Linked DNA regions of Homo sapiens: region 1 is linked to region 2. The links are chromatin loops, found by intact Hi-C in ENCODE. Cell type or tissue: right lobe of liver. All regions are shown on one strand. Links, peaks and the distances in the headings refer to the core of each region. The heading gives the core; the rest is flanking DNA.

Evidence for each region. Peaks named below come from ENCODE experiments on the same cell type or tissue, not always from the same donor. Only the 100,000 strongest peaks of a DNase experiment are listed, where the experiment ranks them.
Region 1: it touches region 2 in a loop (2.7-fold over the local background); 22 of 110 quality-filtered maps call a loop at or near these places.

The regions. Positions count from the first base shown.
Region 1 is chr20:50,365,102-50,368,009 of GRCh38, reverse strand. LOC105372657 (a long non-coding RNA gene) reads right to left here. Exons shown (of 3, transcript XR_936837.3): 3 at 1-575. Among named protein-coding and RNA genes, the nearest start is that of LINC01271, 45 kb to the right of the region's middle. In right lobe of liver, for the core only: no CTCF peak of the experiment used is centred there; a DNase peak (open chromatin) is centred at 1,229; H3K27ac peaks cover 1,292 bases.
Region 2 is chr20:50,311,437-50,314,344 of GRCh38, reverse strand. LINC01270 (long intergenic non-protein coding RNA 1270) reads right to left here. Exons shown (of 5, transcript NR_034124.1): 3 at 2,331-2,540; 4 at 1,915-1,993; 5 at 1-1,045. LINC01271 (long intergenic non-protein coding RNA 1271) reads left to right here. Exons shown (of 3, transcript NR_109950.1): 2 at 1-1,431. Among named protein-coding and RNA genes, the nearest start is that of LINC01271, 8.5 kb to the left of the region's middle. In right lobe of liver, for the core only: no CTCF peak of the experiment used is centred there; DNase peaks (open chromatin) are centred at 1,264 and 1,576; H3K27ac peaks cover 2,500 bases.

The sequences.
Region 1 (2,908 bases), core at 263-2,762, 54 kb before region 2:
GAGGTTCCCATAAGCCAATCAAGTGGAGATGCTGAGTGGGGCTTTGCATACAGGGGTCTGGCACCCAGAGGGACTCCCTGGCCAATCGCGGTTGTGATCCTCCCACCTGGAGCACTGTGTGGACTCCCAGTCTTGAGCTTGCCAAATGCCAGCCTTTGGGGGCACCTCATGAGCACCAGGAGTTGTGCTTATGGTAGACACAGCACGGGTTGCCCACCCATGACTCCTTCGCTGACGGGATTCAGTTTTGTTGGTTGTGCATCTACTCAGGAGCTCAGGGACGGTGGCTATTCCTCGCCCCGGCTTCAGAGTGAGTTATAGGTCCAAGCCAACTGCAGTCATTCTCATTCCTCCATCAGTGACTGGTTTGGAATTATAGATGTAACGCCATCTTGGCCAATAAGAAGTCTGCAGATCTGCAGGGGGGAAATTTGGGAACAATTTTCTCCATCATGAAAGGAGACACAGGGGAAAAAATGCCCTCCTCCTCTTTGCTTGATTTTATCATGTCCCAGTGTGATGCCTGGAGCCACAGCAGCTGTCTTGAAACCATGAGGAGACATGTCCATAAATTGCTGAGAATGGCATAGCAGGAAGAAGAAAAGAATGTGAATCACTGGTTACATCTTTATGCCTCCAAATGAAACAACCCTGTTAAATAAAATTATAAGTCCTCTAGCTTTTTTTTCCCTCCTTTAGTCAAGTGTTCTGCTCCTTGCGGCTGAAAACATTCTGACTGAGAAAGTGTTCTTATGCACTATCTCACTTAATCCTCTCGTAAACCTCTGAGGTTGATATTACTATTATAGCCATTTTACAATAAAGAAACGGAGGCTTTTGGCAGTAAACGACTTTTCCAAGGTCACAAGGACAGTGAGTTACAGAGCTGGGATTGGAGTCAAGGCTCAAGGGTTGATCTGAGAGTGCAACTGAGCTATACCACAATTTCCTTTTAAAAGTCTTTCCCCTAACACGTTTTTAGTAGGGAACCATAACCCTGTTCTTATTTTTCTCTGGAAAACTGTGATTATGGTTGGTGGGAAATTTAGAGTGGGCTGCGTTTCTTTGTACACAGTTAATGGCTTTGATTATATGTTTCTGGCTTCTTTATTCTGAGAAAGGCTGCCATTGGCTGTGCAATATAATCAAATCATTTCTTATGTAAACAGCCATCTGGCACAGAGCCAGGGCAGTTCCATCAGCAGGAAGGTGAAAATGAAACTGTGTTGCCAGCCCCGGAAAGCAATCTGCTATTCAGCAGGAAAAGATCAAGGGTTAATGACATGGAGTTGGGCAAAGGCTGTTGCTGTGGCTCTGAGCATTATCAGGAGGCGGGGAACAAAGAATGGTTGTTAAATGGGTTTGTTACAAAAGTTATTTCCTAATGTAATTCATGCAATGCTTGCCAAACACCAGGCATATCCTTAGAAAGCAGAAGGGAACAAAAGGAAGGAAGGAAGGAAGGAAGGAAGGGAGGGAGGGAGGGGAAGGAGGGAGGGAGGGAGACTTTTATAGTCAATTATAAGACTCTTAGAAAGAATTACTATCCTTAATATACAAAGAGTTCTTGCAAAACAATAAGAAGAGGTAAACACCGTATTAAAAACCCACTATTCTGGCAGGCGAGGCAGCTCATGCCTATAATCCCAGCACTTTGGGAGGCCGAGGTGGAAGGATTGCTTGAGCCCAGGAGTTTAAGACCAGCCTGGGTAACACAGAAAGATCTCATCTCTACAAAAAATAAGGAAAATTAGACAGGTGTGGTGGCATATGCCTGTAGTCCCAGCTACTTGGGAGGCTGATGTAGGAGCTGAGATGGTGCCACTGCACTCCAGCCTGGGAGACAAAGGGAGACACTGCCTCAGAAAAAAAGAAAAAAAAGTATGAAGACAAGTTCCACCCCACCAGTTATCAATGATAAGCTACAATGATATGTCATTTTCTGCCTATCAGATTAGAAAAGACAAAAAAGATTGGCAACTCTCAGTGTTGCAGAGTATGGGATAATGGGGATTCTCATACTGTCCCGAACGGACTCTACAAGGGTCTCTGGGAGCAGAATGGCAACAAGCACCATGCTGTTCACTGGGCAGAAATTTTAAAGCAACCTGGAAATTTAACTTGGGGGCATTTATTCTAATAGGCCAAGTAGTCTCTACGGGGAAGGTCGTTCATTGCAGCATTGTTTATAATAGTGAAAAATTGGGGGAAAAAATTCTGAAATGCCAAACTACAGAAGATTCATTAAGCAAACAATAGTCCTCATATAATGAAATGCTGTATTAAAAATTTATGAAATTGCATTAAATAAATATAAAACATTGTGTTAAGCTGTATTAAAAATACTCATTAAAATGGCAATATAGAGGGCCGGGTGTGGTGGCTCACACTTGTAATCCCAGCACTTTGGAAGGCCAAGGCGGGTGGATCACAAGGGCAGGAGTTTGAGACCAGCCTGACGAACATGGCAAAACCCCATCTCTACTAAAAATTCAAAAATTAGCCGGGCGTGGTGACGGGCGCCTGTAATCCCAGCTACTCGGGAGGCTGAGGCAGGAGAATGGCTTGAACCTGGGAGGCGGAGGCTGCAGTGAGCCGAGATCATGCCACTACACTCCAGCCTGGGTACCAGAGCGAGACTCTGTCTCAAAAAACAAACAAACAAAAACAGCAATACAGAGAGACAGCCATGACATTGTAGAGAAAAGCATTTTCATGTGCATAATCTCATTTGTATTAAGTTGTGTGTGCAATGGGCATATATTAAAAAGAGTATTCTAAATGATGTTTGCCAAAATGTCGGCAGTGTTTATTTCTGGACAGTAGGATTTGGGGTAATTTTTACATTCCTTTAAATCAGGGTTTCTCAACCTTGACACTATTGACATTTTGGGTCAGATAATTTTCA
Region 2 (2,908 bases), core at 191-2,690:
TTATTTGGTCTTCGAGGCAAGTTAGCACCACACAGAGACTCTTCTGGATATAAAGGAAAGACTGTAAAGAATTTGCAGAGAGAATAACTCTCGCTATGTGACCCGAGGTGATTTTATGCTTTGCCTGTGCAGCCTATAAAATAATCTTGTGTGGTCCCCATGATGCACATCAACCAGGAGATGCTGGAGAGTCTGAGACAGCGTGCTGGCAGCACTCTGCCGGGGGAAGGACACGGAGGTGTCCAGGCTCGGCTCCAAAAGCAGACAAGCCTGCACTGCGCTGGAGCAGGTGAGAAGTAGCTGGGTTCCACCGTGCCCTTTTCGTCTGTGTCCCTTGCCACCCAACACGAGCTCAGCACACAGTTGATCTTCACTAACTAGTCACCCCTCCAAGCTTTTGCAATGGTTGTTCCCTCTGCTAAAGATACCCCCTTCTCCCACCTTGACCACCCGACTAACTCTTAAGCTCAGCTCCCAGGTGCCTCCTCCTCCTTCTTCTTGGTACATGAGTGCCCCGCTTGGCATTCGCTTAGGGGTGTCTATACACACTATTTCCTCTGCCTGGAGTATCTTCTTCCATGGGGCAGGGGTCAGTCAGCACCTTCTGTATGCAAGGGACAGAAAGCCAGTCCCAACTGTTTTCAGCCAAAAATGGGAAAGACAGTGGCTCACATAACTAGAAAGTTGAAGGTGCCTAATTTCAGGTACAGTGGGATCCAGGAGTTCAAAGCCTGTCCAGCTCTGTGCTGCTTCCTGTCAGGCAGGCTTTTCCCTTGTTTTGTCCTCTTCTTCTCTAAGCGTTCACTTGCTCACTGTCCATCCAATGGAAAATGGCATCTCCTTCACAAATCATGGCCAACCCTGAAGTCCCAAGATCAAGTTTCATTGGGCAGGCTCAGTCATGTGCCCATCCCTGGACCAATCACTAGAGCAAGACCCGGTCACATGTCCACCCCTGGAGACAGAGGCCTCTGGGCACCCCCAGCCTCATGGACTGAGAAAAGGGAAGAGGGGGTTCTTCAGTAGGAAGTCGAGGTGCTGTTACCTGAAAATGGGAGATAGATGCTGACTTGTCCACACACCCGCACCTTCTCCCAGCAAACTCTAGCTCGTCTCTGCACATTGTATGACCTCAGGCCAACCCCTTCCCCTCTCTGGGTCTTATGTTCCTCCTCCGGAAAATGGGCAGGAGGCCGTTTGAATTCCAACATTCCAGAATTCTGGGACAGCTTCCAGGACTGGAGTCAGCTCCCTAGATCCCAGGAACGTTCCAGCACTTCTGGGGACGGAAGTGGAGCATCAGCCAGAGCCCTCCCCGGCCCCCGGCCTGGGAACATGTTTAGAAGATGACAACTGGGCTCCCTTTGGCCGAAATTCCACTCCCGTGGGGGCCTTGCCAAGGAAAATAAGCCCAAGAACCAGGCATTAAAGGTGAGCATACTTGAGCATTTTAAGATGACAAATTATTTACACAGGTGTGGGAACCAGCCCCTCGCACCCTGCTTTCTTTTTCTCCCTCCCCTTTCCAAATTCTTTCCCCCAAGGGTGCTGACAGACATGCCAAGGGAGGGGGTGGTTGGTCGTGGAGATCTGCCCAGAGTAAGTCCACAAACCCAGGGCAAAGTAGGAGGACAGAGAAGCCGGAAAGAGGGTGTCTGCGTGGCGGAGGCTGGTCCTTGCTCACCTGCCTTCTTGCTCTCTACCCCATTGCCTGGGGAGGTACTGAGGCTAGGGTCCCAGGGATTTCACTGCTACCCGAGTCCTTGAAGAAACTCATGCCCAGGCCATCCTTTGTCCACAAGGGAGAATAAGGGACCAGAGAGGTGAAAAGCAATCCCCAGGGTCACACAGCCAGTTAGCTGAACTTGGGGCTAGCAGGGGAAGAGGTAGAGGAAGCAATTGTTTCTTACTCACCTAGTGTGTGCCTGACACTGTGCTGAGCTCTGGGAACACATTGTGAATGAAACAGACAAAATCCCCTGCCCTCATGGAGCTGAAAAAGATATAAACAAGATAAATAGCAAGATACCTCCAGAAGTGCTTGAAGAAGAGTAAGACGGGGTGAAGAGGTGGCAGCGGTGCTGTCTAGGTTGGGGAGGTAACATTTGAGCCAAGAAAGATGAGAATGAGCCGGCCATGGGGAGATTGGAAGGAAGGACATTCCAGGCATCTGGCACTGCACATGCAAAGGCCCTGAGGTGGGAAAGGGCTTGTTGTGTTCAAGGAACTGTCAAGGGGCCAGTGTGGCTGCAGCAAGAAGGAAAGGCAATGACTGAGGGGTAGATTCAGGTCAACAAACCCAAGGGGTAGGTATAATCATTCTGTGTTACCAAGGAGGAAACTGAAGCCCAGAGAGGGGCAGTGACTTGTCCAGGGTCACAGAGCAGAGCCAGATTCCAGTACTTTTCATTGGCTCCAAACCCACATTCCTGCGCTTTCGTGAGGTGAGAGGATGGGAGCAGGCGCTGCGAGGGCCTTCCAGGTCTCCAGCCTGCAGCTCAACTCCAAAGATGAGAAGCATCTGGGCTAACTGGTGCTTCCTGTGGGAAGAAAGCAGAGATTGATTGAGCTGCTGAGTCACAGGGGAACAACAGGCTAGGCTCCCAGGCTGCAATGGGTTCTGCCTCAGTTTACCTACCTGTAATAAACGTGTTTCATCACACGTCTGCCTCCAGTGCTGACTTCAGAAGGGTGCTGTGAGGGTTAATTACTGCCTGGCAGCTCCAGGAGCCTTGATGAAAGGTGGCGGGAAGTGGGCGCTATTAACCTGGGCAGGTAATTACCCACGGCCTGAGGGAGGGTGCAGAGGGGTCCTAGCCTGAGTCACTTCTGGTTCTCATTCAACCCCAGGCCAGCCTCTTTCCAGGTGGGTAGGGCCCAGTGTGCCCAAACATCTGGCCATCGTTCT